Linked DNA regions of Homo sapiens: region 2 is linked to region 1. The links are chromatin loops, found by intact Hi-C in ENCODE. Cell type or tissue: spleen. All regions are shown on one strand.

Region 1 (8,000 bases):
TAAATAAGGCCTCATCCTCCACTGAAGAGTATGGATTGAAGGATTGTGAACTATGTTTAGTGTGATTGTGAACTTGGTGCCTAATGTTCCATGTCTGAAGTTTGCCCCAGTGCTACACGTTGGAGTATACCTATGTGTGTGCTTTGCCACTGAAGTAAGATTTTGCCTGTATGGTACTGTTTTGTTTGTTAATAAAGTGCACTGCCACCCCCAATGCAGACTCGACTCCTGTATTTAGTTGATGGCTCTATGCAGAAAGTTCAATGGCTTCTTATAGCAGGAGGTCACAATGAGGCATTGTCCATGGAGGATAGGCTTAGGAAATTGTTTAATACCGACTGCAAATTCTCAAAGTTGAGTTTGACTCTCATGTGTTATTGAGGTTTTCTGGGAACTGATTAAACACTGAAATACTGTAGCCTGCCTAACTGGGCCACAGATGTGGATTCTGGTCCAAGTTTTCTCACCTAGTAGCTTATGATAACTTGAGCAAGTCACTTTGGTTCTCTCGGTCTCCACATCTGGAAAAGGTTGGGTTGCATTAGATGACTTCTGAGCATTCTTTTCACGGCAGCATAATGTGATCTATGCATTTTGTTGCCAGCACTGTAACTGTTTTTGCCTATTGGTATGCCAGGGGCAAAAAAATCAGTCTTTCTGTACCCTGGTTTACTCCTTGTCCTAGATTGGGTTCCCTGGAAACAGACTCTAAGATACAGAGTCAGGGCAAAAAGTTTATTGAAGACAATCCTCAGGAAATACACCTAAGAGGGTGAGGAAGGTAGGATTGGGCAGGAGAGTCGACCTACAATGCAGTTGCAACTACAGGTTCTAATGAGGAGCTAGGAAGACCCTTCAGAAGTATCCCTCATTGAGACAAGGAGGTCTGGACTCTGTGACCCTTCATCAGCCTCCCCCTGAGAGAGGGTGTTACCTTGAGTAAGGCAGGTTCAAGGACAATTTCTAGTGAGGAACTGTAGCTGGGATCTTCGACCAGCCTGTATTCCCTGCAGATCCAGGGTGGAGCACTGCATTATCTACTTTATTCTCATAGAAAGTTGCCTTGTCATGTAAAAGACATTGTGGACTTGAGCTTTGGCTTTATAGATAGAATGGAGCTCTCGCTGTGAACCTATCCCTGTTAGGTAAGGGAACTTCCTTTAGAGGGTTGTATTTCTGCACTATTCTTTACATGGAAGAAAAAAAAATCAGAATTGGAAGGAACCCTGGAAATAATTCAATCTCTGTCTCAATGAATGAGCCCCATCTACAGAAAACTAACAGAAAGATCAAAGGGAAAAATAAGCATTTCTAAAGAGGAGTCCTAAATTCAATGTCTTCAGGAGTTGGGCAGCTAAAAACGAACAGCAGCAGACATAAGACATTTGGGAATACTGAGGACTGGCTGACCTAGGAAGTATGTGCCCTTCTAAAGAGCATTTATATTCAAATTCCTTGAAAAGATTGCTGATCAATTAAAACACATTTGGGGTGGGTGCAGTGGCTCACACCTCTAATCCCAGCACTTTGGGAGGCCGAGGCAGGTGGATTATTTGAGGTAAGGAGTTCAAGACCAGCCTGACCAACATGGTGAAATCCTGTCTCTACTAAAAATACAAAAATTAGCCCAGCGTGGTGGTGCATGCCTGTAATCCCAACTACTTGGGAGGCTGAGACAGGAGAATCACTTGAACCTGGGAGGCAGAGGTTGCAGTGAGCCGAGATCGCGCCATTGCACTCCAGCCTGGATGACAAGAGCAAAACTCTGTCTCAAAAAATAAAAGGCCGGGCACGGTGGCTCACGCCTGTAATCCCAGCACTTTGGGAGGCCAAGGCGGGCGGATCACGAGGTCAAGAGATCGAGACCATCCTGGCCAACATGGTGAAACCCCGTCTCTACTAAAAATACAAAAATTAGCTGGGCGTGGTGGCAAGTGCCTGTAGTCCCAGCTATTCAGGAAGCTGAGGCAGGAGAATCGCTTGAACTAGGGAGGCGGAGGTTGCAGTGAGCCAAGATCGTGCCACTGCACTCCAGCCCTGGTGACGGAGTGAGACTCTGTCTCAAAAAAAATAAAAAAATAAAAATAAATAAAATAAATAAAAATAAAATAAAATAAAAAATAAAACACATTTGAAGGCTTGGTTCACATGTCCAAGTTGTCTTCAAGTCCTTGATAAAGAAGTGCAAGGTTTGGTTTTGCATCACTTAAATGATGTATTTTCCATCACTTACAAGTTCTTTTTGGATGTCTGATTTTCTGAGAAATAAGCACAAAGATCAGCAACCACTTTGTAAAACTACCTGGAGTGAGTAGGAGAGGCCTGGGTTGGAATGGCAAAAAAGAAAAACAAAGACAGAAAAAAGTCTTCTTAGACCAGAAATCTCCCTTAAGAAATTACCCTTCCCCAGCCCAGCATACCGTGGCAGTGTTTATCTCCTGCTATGTGAATGTCACGATTGACGAGAGCAGTGTCAGACTTTATTGGAAAAACCACATATTTGCAGTGAGATAGAAATCACCGCTCTTCTATTAACATTTATTCTGTGCTATGATATAATTTCAGCAAACAGGACATCAACATTGAGTGTATTAATTTTTTCAAACTATACTCCTTGCTTTACACTGAGGTGGTGGTAAATGTGCAAGGCATGCCCCTTAGCCTAAGGAAGCTGACTGAGACATTAGAGGAAGAGGATGAAAACAAAGGAAGGTACTAGGTAATAGTAACAGTTCTCTTTCCTCTATCAGAGCCCAGGGCTTGGCTCTCTTCCTTGATCAAGGCCATTCTTTTCAGAGTTTGAAGGCAAAAGCAGGTCTCAAAGTGACAGTAGATGTGAACTGGTTGTCTCAGCCTGGAGCCAAGTTTCTGAAAAGCAGCTTTGGAAGCCTCATGTGAAAAAGCTGGCTTGAGGAAACTTGCCATTCATTCAAGGTGGGCTGTGGGCCCTTCAAGTAAGACCTCCCCTTAATGCACGTGTGATCCATCAAAGGCTACTATTTATTTACACTCCAAACAGTAACACCTCAATGGGAACCAGGTTTTCCTATTAATGGGCCTCATATATTTTCCACAAACCACCGAGGTCTATGGGTGAAATAGAGTGGAGGAAAGAGGTGTGGGTGTGTGCTGGGGGATGGGGAGGTAGGGACAGGGAAAGAGACGAAGATTGGCGGGGGTGGGGTGCTTAAAGGTCCACAGAGTAGTGCAGTAATGAGAATCTTGATGGATTGATATAGGGCACCCCTGCACCTTGTGTCATTTACTTTTTACATGCCCCTAGATAAGTACTGTGGCTTGAAGTACCTGTCTTACAGAATTGATGGGAAAACAGAGATAATGCAGGTAACGGCTTAATGCAGCAAGCACTCAGTAGGCATCAGCTCTTCTCCATCAACCTTTTAGAATAGCAGAAAGGAAGCACTGCTTAAGTTTTGCGAGCAGTTATTACCTTGAATTTCTTACAATCATTCAACACCTACTTATTGAGCACCTACTATGTGGTAGGTAGGCACCATGCTGTGATTCAGCAGTGTACAAGACACAGCCCACCTCATGGAGCACACAGTTGATTGTAGATACTGTGGAACACATTAATTGTGGCTCTGGTCAGTGCTATTACAGAAAAGCATGAGGTGCTAGGAATGCAGGGGAAGCACGATTTAAGAGGAAGTTACCAGAATCCTCAGGCCTCCATAAGCATCACTGTGTGGCAAGAGACTAAGGACACCACATAGTGAGACAGGAAGTAAAAAATAGAAATGGCATGACTAAATGGTAAAGAAAACCACATCTGCAACTAATAAGTGCTGACTGTTAAGTCCTATTTGTCCCATTGACCGTAGTTCACCCCATCAGTCTTTTACTGTTCCCCTGTCTGCCCAGCCCTTCTCTGCACTTGGAGCTCTTTAACGACTGTGATTGACTATCTTCCAGCACCTGTGCTAGGGGGCGGCCCCAATTTGTTTTAAAAGAGTGCCATCTTCTGGCCAATTAGTGTTGTTTCCTTCTAGTGGAAATCCTAAAGTATTCAAGACAGCCTCGCTCTTGGGGAAACTAAGAAGCGTCACCTCCACCCAGAATTTCCTCCAACACATTTGCCTGCACTCTCTTACTTTGTTTTCAGTTGTGACATGGATCAATATTGATATCTAATATTTGCAGCCTTTCCTCTGCCCTAATCTCTCAGGAAGGTTTTTTGTTAGAACTTCTTGGTTTTTCAGCCTCTGTTGTGTGCATCTGGGTAATGGGTGAAAAGAACATCGATGGGAGATGAGACAGGTGGAATTGCTTTCACCTTAGAAAGGGCAGGGAAGTAATCTGGGGAAAGCAGGAGAAGGGAGCTGGGGAGAGGAGAAAGTTTCAGAAAGGCAACTTGGGGCTGTGGAGGAGTGCAGCTGGACAGAAGAAGGGGTTTTCTCTTTCGATTTTATTTTAAGTTCTGGGATACATGTGCAGAACATGAAGGTTTGTTGCATAGATATACATGTGCCATGGTGGTTTGCTGCACCTATCAACCCGTCATCTAGGTCTTAAGCCCTGCATGCATTAGGTATTTGTCCTAATGCTCTCCGTCCTCTTGCCCCCTCAGGCCCTGGTGTGTGATGTTCCTCTCCCTGTGTCCATGTGTTCTCATTGTTCAACTCCCACTTATGAGTGAGAACATGCAGTGTTTGGTTTTCTGTTCCTGCGTTAGTTTGCTGAGAATGATGGGAGAAGAAGGGGCTTTCAAAAGCTGTTTTGACAACCTAAGGAGATGGAAGGAAAGAAGGAAAGAAGGAAGGAAGGAAGCTTCCTAAGTTTGGCTAGGAGTTTTGTGGTATAGTAAATATTTACATTACTTTTAAGATTTGGGCGTCAAAATTGTGTTTCTTTTAGGCACTGTATAGTGCTTGGACCACCTTAGAGGTCCTCAGAGCACCCTAGATTATTTGGGGCTGTACAAATTCAGAAAACATACACCTAATAGTGGCTGGCATCTGGAATGGTACATAAGTGTCCCGTGGGTTCACTATATGGGATTTCAGTGGAACTAAACCTTGGCAACTCTGTCTTCAGCAAGATCAACATCTAAGCTGGTAAACTGTGTACCCCATGCCAGACATACACTAAATATGTAATACATCTGGCAGTGAATTAGGTTTACATTAAGAAAATGAGCAAAGGAGGTCTGTTTGCCTGGTGTCGTGTATTCATCTGGCTACTATAGACTATTCTATCACATCAACTAGCAAACATGGAAGATGCAGGTATGAGGTCCCTAGATGAGTCCAATGAGGCAGCTGGTATTAGATGGGCCTTATATTTAGACTGTGTAGAGCTGGCTGGAGGATACATCTGAAAGGTAAGTCCACTGAGAGATGGGGCCAGTTCAGACAGGCCAAAGGGAGTGAGGGTAAGTCAGCTTCTCCCTCAAGCAGCCTGACCACCTTTGCTATATCAGCCATTTTAATTTTGTTGGCTGTATTAATGTCCTATTGCCCCTGTAGCAAAATGGCACAAGCTTAGTAGCTTAAAACAACACAAGCTTATTATTTTACAGTTCTGGAAGTCAAAAGTTCAAAATGAGTCTTACAGGGCTAAAATCAAGGTGTTAGCAGGAATGGTTCCTTCTGGAAGCTCCAAGGGAGAACTCATTCCTTGCCTCTTTCTGTTTCCAAAGGCTGCTAGCATTCCTTGGCTTGTGGCTGCATCACTCCAATCTCTTGTTTCCATGGATGCACCATCTCCTCCTCACTTTGAGCCTCCTGCCTCCCTCTTAAGAGAACCTTTGTGAGTACATTGGGCCCATGAGGATTATCTCCCTATTTTATAATCCTTAATCACATCTGCAAAGTCCCTTTGCCATGTAAGGTAACATATTCATTTGCCCCAGAGTTAGGACGTGAACATCTTCAGCCAGGCTATTGTCTAGCCTACCATATGGGCCTCAATATTTTTGAAAACCAAGAGTTAAATGCCACAATTGGTCTGTCCTTAAATCCCTGCTGTTCCAGGCACCTGAATTTGGAGCAGCAAGTAGAACTTTTAATGATTTAAAACCACATGGCTCTGCCCTGCTTCCACCAATGCCTACCCTCTTCCCTATCACACACACACCCCAATATAGCTTCTATCCAGCTTTGTCTTCTACAAAGCCTGAAAAGGCTTGCATCTGGGATCCTGAGAAGCAAATGTATTTGTCTTACATAAGCACGAAACTAGATTCCAAGTTTGTACCTTTAATAAACGACAGAAGAGAAATTTCTATTCTTTAACCCCAATAACTGAATTTCTTTCAGACTCTGCACACAACTGAATACTGGACTTTCACATGAACCTGCTCAGGCATCCCTTTAGATGGCCAAGCCCCAAAGCAAGAGTATCCTACCAGGCACTTGCCAACCATTGACTTCCCAAAAGATCATCAGAAAACATGTCAATCAAGAAAAGCTAAGTTTATCAGACACATTGCATAAGGAAGAACATCGCATTGACAGTCTTACTAGTGTCTCAAAGTGGAAAAATTGGGGGAGGGTTCACAGGGTTTTCAATTTGGGGGTTGTTTTTAAGGCAGATCTTGCAAGGCAAAAAACTGGTTGGAATTGGAAAAGTTTATGATAGAGTAGTTGTGGATTGGTAGGCAAAGTAAAGTGGTGTCTTAAAGCAAGTCTTGATGAGCAAGCTGTTAGTCTTGATAAATAATCTATTTGTGTTACTTCAAAGCTTTGTATTCCAGGAGCAAGTATTTCCTGGGACAAGTAGCCAAGTTATTTTGACTGGTTCAGTATTGTTTAGCTTAGGGACAGGAAAGTCTGTTGGTTTCAGCTTCCTACCTTTAACACACAACTAGGAATACTTATTATTTCTAAAGGCACGTTCTGATTTCTTAGCCCTAAGAACTGTCTTTAGAAACAGATACTTTGTTAAGTCACCCTGTTTTGTAGGAAAGCGTAAATGTTAAAAGCTCAGGTTTCTGGAGCTGGCTAGGCCTGGGTTTGAATCTTGGTATTGAACATGCATTTTCTTATCTGTTAAATGGAGCTAGCTGTTCAGTTGTTCTGAGCATTCAATAGGATCACATAAGTGAAGTTGTTACAGTACTAACAATAAATGATAGCTTTAAAGAAATAAAGGATCTCTTTGTGGTCTACTATGATTCCTACTTCAAAAATACATCTCAAATTACTTTTCTCCACTAGTAACTCCTCTCTGATTAGTCATCTCTTGCTAAAATGCCCTGGTTTCCCTTTTACTACACCACCCGAGCAGCCCAAGTAGATCTTTTAAAACTGCAAATCTGATCCTGTCAGTCCAGACTCAAGCCCTTTCAATAGCTGCTCAATGAACTTTGGATATGACGCACTGTGGCTCCCAAGGCCTTGCATGCTCTTTTTTCTGCCTGTTTCCCTACCCTCGTCTCTGGTCACTCCACTCTCCCTCAGAACCTTCCAGCCATCTCGTTCTCATAAATCCTCAGATATATCCAGTTCTTTTCTGTCTTGGTTCCCTCTCCATGGAAGGTTATTTTCTCCATTCTTCAGTTGGCTAAATCCTTTAGGTTATTTCCCAAGGGATGAAATAGCACTTCCTCAGAGATGCATTTCCTGAGAAACCCCCCGGACAATTAATTCTCCATTATAATCTCTTATCACTGCTTTAAAAAAATTATTTTCCATAAGTGATTCGGGTACAGGTGGTATTTGGTTACATGAGTAAGTTCTTTAGTGGAGACTTGTGAGATCCTGATGCACCCATCACTCGAGCAGTATACACTGCACACTATTTGTTGTCTTTTATCCCTCGCCTCCCTCCCGCTCTTCCCCGCCAAGTCCCCAAAGTCCATTGTATCATTCTTATGCCTTTGTGTCCTCATAGCTTAGCTCTCACATATCAGGGAGAACATATGATGTTTGGTTTTCCATTCCTGAGTTACTTCACAAAAGAAGATATACAAATGGCCAACAAACATATGAAAGAATGCTCTTATCACTGCTTTTGTTTTCCCTCCATAAAGATTC
Region 2 (8,000 bases), 2.0 Mb before region 1:
AAGATATTAATTATAAATTATTTCTAATAGGGAAAAACAATGTTAATGTTGAACTATAGGGAATTTATTAAACATGGCACATGCACACATTTAGATGTCTTAATGAAGTCATTAAAATATTGTATCCAAAAAATATTTAATGGTATAGCAAAATGCTTCCAATAGAAGGAAATGGTCCAAAATGTTTGTGAATGACATTTATTTCTGTTACAATTTTTATAACAAAATTAAGACATTATTTTTTGTCAAAATTTTCTGTAATTTCTAAATTTTTACAAGTTATGTATATGGCAAAGGTTGTACACTAAGAATTTTTTTTTTTTTCAAGACTGAGTCTCGCTCTTGTTGCCCAGGCTGGAGTGCAGTGGTGTGATCTCGGCTCACTGCAACCTCTGCCTCCCAGGTTCAAGTGATTCTCCTGCCTCAGCCTCCCGAGTAGCTAGGATTACAGGCGCCCGCCACCACGCCTGGCTAATTTTTGTATTTTTAGTAGTGATAGGGTTTCACCATGTTGGCCAGGTTAGTCTCAAACTTCTGACCTCAAGTGATCCGCCCGCCTTGGCCTCCCAAAGTGCTGGGATTACAGGTGTGAGCCACCGTGCCTGGCCAATAACTTTTATTTTTAAATGAACAAACTATACTTCTTTTAAATAACAGAAAATTAACTGAATTTTCTTCAGATTTTATATGTACACAAATTTATTCAAAATTATTTTAGTGGCTTGAAGATTAGTTGTCATAGACGAAAAGTTATCGGAGTGACAATTTCAAATGTATTTCTAAGACAGTAGCATCTGAATAGTTTATTTTCTCATATAGCATTCAAAGTTTAAAATCTGTTCTATACTGTAACATCCCAATCCAGGATTTGTTTTATACAAAAATCTGACCACCTAAATGTTTTTTAACAGATATAAAAATGATACTGTATTTACAGTTAAAAAGAAAAAAAAAAAAACCCCAAACTCCAAACCCTGTCATTATCTTTACAGTCAATTATATTTTGTTTGCAGATCCAGGAGTTTATATCAACTCTTTTAAAACCCTTCTTCTATTTATCTCTATTTTAGTTTGTGCAGAAGAGTTAATATAGCAGGCCTAAACTACTATCTCATAAAAGGCTTGAAAGGCCTACTAAGGTTGGCCCTTGAGAGGTTTATCTGGGAACTTGGATTTCAGGACGGTCCTCTACATTCCTGACTGAAAAGACTGACTCACTGTGTCTAAACTGTTTGTGCTAACAATGTGATTTAGGCTGAACACCTGCTTTCTTTCTGGGAGTCTGGAATTTGGTTAAGTGCCAAGTGGAAGATGCCTATGTGACCAGCCCCCAATAAAAACCCAGGGCAGAGTCTCTAATAAGCTTCCCTGGTTGGCACCATTTCACATGTGTTGTCACAACTCATTGCTGGGGAGACCCTTGAAAGCTTGTGCCTGGTTTCCCCTGGACTTCAGCTAATGTATCTTTTCCTTTTGCTGATTTCTCTTTATATCCTTTAGCTATAATAAATCATAGCTGTGAATATGACTATATGCTGAGTCCTTTGAGTTTTCTTAGTGAATCATCAAGCCTGGGGGTGGTCTTGGGGATCCCTGACACACAGTTTGCAAAACTAAAATCAACTAAACATTTTGATACTGTGAGTCAAAAGAGATGTTTACTTTGCTGAAAGAACAAATAGCAATTTATATCATCACACATAAAAAGAAAAAATCAAAATAGATTATATAAGACTAGCTATGAAAATATGAGCAAATCTTCAAATAGATTAAAATGCTACAGTACAGATATTTATTGCTTGGTATGAGACAAACATATTTTCCCTTAAGCAGCAAGTTTGCTGGTAAGTAGTAATCAGTTCCACTCTATCAGTATAAATAAATTTCACAAACACTCCCTTCCCCAGGCATAAATACTAGACCAAAAAAAAATAATAATAAAAAAAGAGCTTTCAGTTTATCGCCTTTGTGAGCTACAAAAACACAAACTGCTAATATTATTTTAAAATATACAAAAAAATTAAAGATATAAAAGGTAAAAATATTAAAGATAAAAAATTTAAAAGATACAAAAAAATTATTTTAAAAGATACACATCATGTCGGATGTGTTTTAAATCAATATTTAATTATTGTAAAAGTCTCCCCGTGGTATATGTAATCGCTCTGTAATAAGGTAATTAAAATTCCTTGGCCAGCCAATTTAGGATTTACAGCTTAACTCAAGTACCAGATACTACTAAAGACAAGCCCAAATGTGTCACTTAGAAATAAATATTTAACTTGTGGGGATAACCCAACTCAGCCTGTCTTCAAAACTGAACCTGTATTTAAAATATGTTTCAGCAAATTGCTACAGACAGGTTCAAATTTAAGTGTAATCCCAAAGTAATGGATGTGCAAATATATGCAGATGTCTACAAAACTACTGTGTGTGTTGGGACAATGATGATATAGCCTTTATGTTGTATTACCCCCATTTTAAAGGTCAATCATCTCTTGACCTGCCCGGTCAGAACTCACATCTGCAAAAGTGAATGTCTAGAGGTGGGACCTGGGTACCTGCTTGTTTAACAAGTTTTATACCGGATTTTCTAACCTAAAATTTGAAATTTACTAATCTAATCTTTTCCATATCTAAAATTCTGGTTTTGTGAGTCTCTGTTTTTAAGCATGCTTTAAACTTATAAACCATTTGTGATTAAGTAGATATCAACTATTATTATTATTATTATTTTATTTTTAGAGACAGAGTCTTGCTCTGTAACCCAGGCTGGAGTGCAGTGGTGCTATCTTGGCTCACTGCAACCTCTGCTTTCTGGGTTCAAGTGATTCTCCTGCCTCAGCCTCCCGAGTAGCTGGGATTACAGGTGTGTGCCACCACACCCGGCTAATTTTTGTATTTTTAGTAGAGACGGGGTTTTGCCATGTTGGCCAGGCTGGTCTCAAACTCCTGACCTCAAGTGATCCACCTACCTTAGCCTCCCAAACTGCTGGGATTACAGGTGTAAGCCACCAAGTCCGGCTTATTATTTTTGAGACAGGGTCTCACTTTGTTGCCCACACTGGAGTACAGTGGCATGATCTTGGTTCACTGCAATTTCTGCCTCTGTGGCTCAAGTAATTCTCCCACCTCAGCCTCCCAAGTAGCTGGGACTACAGGTGTGTGCCACCATGCTTGGCTAATTTTTAAAATTTTTTCGTAGAGATGAGGTCTCACTCTATTGCCCAGGCTGGTCTCAAACCCCTAGGTGATCCTCCTGCCTTGGCCTCCCAAACTGCTGGGATTATAGGCGTAAGCCACTGAGCCCAGCCATCAACTAGTTCTAAGGATTTTCTAACATGATAAACAACATTCTCGGGCCATATAATTTCATGACTTCAGTTTAGGAAGAAAAAAAGGAGTGTTGGTTATACATAGTCTGTGGCAAAGACAGATATGGACACCATATTAAGAAACTCACTCATGATCCAAATATGCTGTTTTGTCTAGCCTTTTCTCCACCAAAATGATAAATGCTGCTTCTAAGTAGCCAACAAACAACAAAACTAACTGACCTAATTTTATTTTATTTTTTTGCCTTTCATTGTCTACACTGTATGGGTGTCATGTTACAAAAACTGTAAAAAGGATCCAGATAACCCATAACCTGAGCAATGAGCCCCTAAATACCAGGGGTAATTACATCTGTTGCCAGAAACATGAGGGCAATTCTGGAGTAGCTTAGTCTACGTAGCAGCTATAGAAGCAATCTCTCACCTAGCCAGTAGGTGGAACTATACACAAGTGCATTGGCTTTGTTTTTTGCTCCACATGACTTTAAATCTTAGAGTAATCGATATTTTTGGTTTGTTTGAAACCCAGGAGATAAGGAGGATGCAAAAAACTGTGCAAGGCCAATTGTTGAGGTGAATTTACAAAACAATGATACAAAAGAACAATTTTCTATTTCTAGTTTGCTTCTGGCCCTTTTGAGAAATAACTAAGTTATTTTAACTGAATTTATAATCTACTTTCAGGTCCCTAGAGCTAATAAAACAATTCTAAATTCAGAAATCTGTCAGTTAAAATTCATGTTCAATCAGGGAAAACTGAGTATCAACTGATCATGACATGATATTAAGGAATTATTGTTGATTTTGTTAGGTATAATAATAATATGATCATTTAAAAAATCCTTATCTGTTAGAAATACAAACAAGAGTATTTATAGGTGAAATTATAGTGCTTTAGAAATCTCCAGGGGAGAAAAAGACATCAGGAGGAACAGAATAGGAATGGCAAAATGTTTTGATAACTATTGAAGCTTGGTGACCAGTATGCTGGGGTTTATTATACTATTCTCTCTTTTCATTTGAAATTTTCCACAATTACACTGTTAAAAAAGAAAACAAAACAAAAGAAAACATAAGGCCATGTTCTAGTGATTTGGGTTAACACTGGGATCAGGTCACTGGAAAATATCCAATTTAACCAGGTCTCATCTCGATATACAGCCAACCATGAATTATTTCCATCACAACATACAAAATTAGTTACATAAAATCCCACACAGACTACTTCAACAATGAGGGACTAAAACTATCCTGTTAAAGCCACTGGAAATAATACTTTATAGTTAAAAAGCACTTCACCACTTACAAAGGGAAGTCACATACAGTTTCTCATCTAGTTCTCATAATCTTAGGAAGATTCTGAAGGTAAGCAAACTGAGGCTCAGGGAACTTATAAAACTTGGCCAACCTCACATAATTAGTAAAAGTGACAGAGCTGGGATGTTAACCCAGGTTTTATGAAACCAAAGATCCTTTTTTCTCTACTACACTGTCACTAAGTCCCCTTTGATACAATTAGCATACATGGTGAAATTTAGGTGAATTTTTAAAATTTGCTTTCTGTGATCATTACTTTATATAGTATGTAAAACTTGCTTTTTAGGAGGCTGGGCGTGGTGGCTCACACCTGTAATTCCAGAACTTTGGGAGGCTGAGGAGGGTTGATCACTTGAGGCCAGGGGTGTGAGACCAGCCTGGCCAACATGATGAAACACCGTCTCTTCAAAAAATACAAAAATTAGCCAGGCGTGGTGGCATGCGCCTGTAGTCCCAGCTACATGGGAAGCTGAGGCAAAGAATCGCTTGAACCCAGGAGGTGGAGGCTGAAGTGAGCCAAGATGGCGCCACTGCACTCCAGCCTGGGCGACAGAGTGAGACTGTTAAAAACAAAAACAACAACAACAAAAAACAAACCCAACTTGTTCTTAGTTTTCTCAGAAAATAAACATACAGACAGAAATATATTTCTTGAATAAAGAATAAAATTAAACCAGATAAGTAATTTTAAAAGAATTATAATATCTTGGCCGGGCACAGTGGCTCATGCCTGTAATCCCAGCACTTTGGGAGGCCGAGGCAAGCAGATCACCTGAGGTCAGGAGTTCGAGACCAGCCTGGCCAACATGGTGAAACCCTGTCTCTACTAAAAATACAAAAATTAGCCAGGCGTGGTGACCTGTGCCTGGGAGGCTGAGGGAGGAGAATCGCTTGAACCTGGGAGACGGAGGTTGCAGTGAGCCAAGATCGCGCCGCTGCACGCCAGCCTGGACAACAGAGCAAGACTCTGTCTCAAAAAAAAAAAAAAAACAAAAGAATTACAATATCTTAAAATTAGAAGGGATGTTAGAGGCCATCTCTAGTCCAAAATTAAAACCTTATCTTCAGGCCCCTTGGAAGGATCCAGCTTCAACTTGAGTGCTTCTAGTGAGAAACTACATAGTCTGTGAGACAGGCTGCTTCATTCATGGAGTAAGTTTAATCATCAAAAAGGTCTTCTTTAGTTAGAGGTGACGTCTGCCACTTGTTGATTCTAGTTACAGCCTCTGATGCCACACTGAATAAGCATATAGTCTTATATATGACAATCTTTCAAATAACTGTGGACATTGATTATGTTCTATCTATGGGCTTCTGCTTTGGGGACTCTTCCAGCAGAATAATGAAACGAATACATTCGTGGATAACCAAAGCCTCCCAGTCTTTTCAACAGCTCTTCTAGGCCAGTGGTCTTCAACCTAGGATTTGGGTATCTCTGGGAATACCCAAAGTCCTTCCAGGAGACACATGAACTAGGATATTTTTAAGGCAATCAATTTCCATATCTTCATTTTCCATAATTTTGTCTGTTTGTAAACAAGTCTGTGGTCTGCGGTTTTTCTTTTACATCTCCACAACTACAATCACCCATCTCCACATCTCCAGTTACCCATCCAAAAGGCAAACTACTCCTCCAACCCAAAAAGCCTAACTTCAAAGAGATGGCTGGGAAATGCACAGCCCCTGAGGGAGGGAGAGACCTTTGAAAGCAAAACAAAGAGAGTTTGAGAAAAAAAGGGAGGTTCCACCTTACTTTATCCAGGCAATATATTCATGGTAAGCTGTTTAAGAATTCAAAATCAATACTAAGATGAGTGTCACAGGGATGTCCATTTAACACTTTAATTTTGTTTGAAAAATGAAGTCAGATTTTTTTTTTCCCTGACAGAAAATGAGTCTGATTTGGCTGAGTGATTTGACAATAAGGACTAGCATTGCCATGTAGGTCACATAGCAGACATTTTCCATACAGTGAATGAGATAAACAGGCAATTCTACAGTTGTGTAGAAAATATATTTAAGGCTGGGCGTGGTGGCTCATGCCTGTAATCCCAGCACTTTGGGAGGCCGAGGCGGGCAGATCACAAGGTCAGGAGTTCGAGACCAGCCTGGCCAACTTGGTGAAACCTATCTCTACTAAATAATACAAAAATTAGCCGGGCATGGTGGCACGTGCCTGTAGTCCCAGCTATTCGGGAGGCTGAGGCAGGAGAATTGCTTGAACCCAGGGGGCGGAGGTTGCAGTGAGCCGAGATTGCGCCACTGCACTCCAGCCTGGGTGACAGAGTGAGACTCTGTTCAAAAAAACAAACAAACAAAACATATTTAAAAGAATATTCAAGATACTGAGAATTATATTCTCACAATAAAAGTTTTTATATATCAACCTAAAAAATATGTGAAGGGGTACATACGTTTTTCAAAATTCTTTTTTTTTTTTTTTTTTTTTTGAGGCAGGGTCTTGTTCTGTTGCCCAGGCTAGAGTACAGTGGTGCAATCATGGCTCACTAAAGCCTTGACTTCCCAGGCTCAGGTGATTCTCCAACCTCAGCCTCCCAAGTAACTGGGACTACAGGCGTGTGCCACCATGCCCACCTAGTTTTTGTATTTTTTGTAGAGACAGGGTTTCGCCATGTTGCCCACGCTGGTCTTGAACTCCTGAGCTCAAGCAATCCGCCTGCCTTGGCCTCCCAAGGTGCTGGGATTATTGGCATGAGCCACCACGCCTGGCCTCAAAATTCTTTTAGCAGGTTTGCCAGAAAAGATTTTGAAGGCTGTGTCTCTATGACACAATTTTCAGGCTCCTTTCCATTCTGGTTATCCTATTCTGCAGACATTCCAGTGTCCTGCTTACTATGAATGGTCCAGGGTGAACGGGAGGAGTATGACTTTGTTCTGAATACTATATACTCCTAATTAATGTAGCATAACCTTCCATTCAGCGCTTTTTAAGCTGTTGCAAACAACAACTAAAATGTTTACATCTTTTTTCACATAATCACAACTAAATTCACACTGATCTTGCACTTACTCATATTTGAATGAAGGAGTTAACATTAACTGGTCTTAAATTTCACCTTCTTTGTTTCAGCTCCTTTGCTACAAACTTGTAAAAATATTTTTGAATTTTGATGTAGACAGCCAATATGTTAGCTAGCCCTTTGTAGGGGGCAACTTGTGAAATGCCTCCCAGTGATCCTCACCTCCTGATATTCAGGCCCTGGTATAATCCCATCCCCCTTGTGTATAGGCTGGATCTAGTGACTCATTTCTAACTGCAGAAGTGATGGTGTGTAATTTTGGAGATTAGGTTACGAGACTGTGACTTCTGTCTTGCTCATACTCTCA

What was found. Hi-C counts contacts between places; a loop is a spot of excess contacts. Peaks named below come from ENCODE experiments on the same cell type or tissue, not always from the same donor. Only the 100,000 strongest peaks of a DNase experiment are listed, where the experiment ranks them.
Region 2: a loop joins it to region 1, with 6 times the contacts of the local background. A loop is called at or near these places in 22 of 110 quality-filtered maps.

The regions. Positions count from the first base shown.
Region 1 is chrX:43,746,604-43,754,603 of GRCh38, forward strand. It overlaps MAOA (monoamine oxidase A), which reads left to right. Exons shown (of 15, transcript NM_000240.4): 15 at 1-214. Among named protein-coding and RNA genes, the nearest start is that of MAOA, 94 kb to the left of the region's middle. In spleen, a CTCF peak has its summit at 4,023 (motif pointing left); a DNase peak (open chromatin) is centred at 3,932; H3K27ac peaks cover 926 bases.
Region 2 is chrX:41,777,923-41,785,922 of GRCh38, forward strand. The region is part of intron 3 of CASK (calcium/calmodulin dependent serine protein kinase); the gene reads right to left. Among named protein-coding and RNA genes, the nearest start is that of GPR82, 58 kb to the left of the region's middle. In spleen, a CTCF peak has its summit at 3,755 (motif pointing right); no DNase peak of the experiment used is centred here.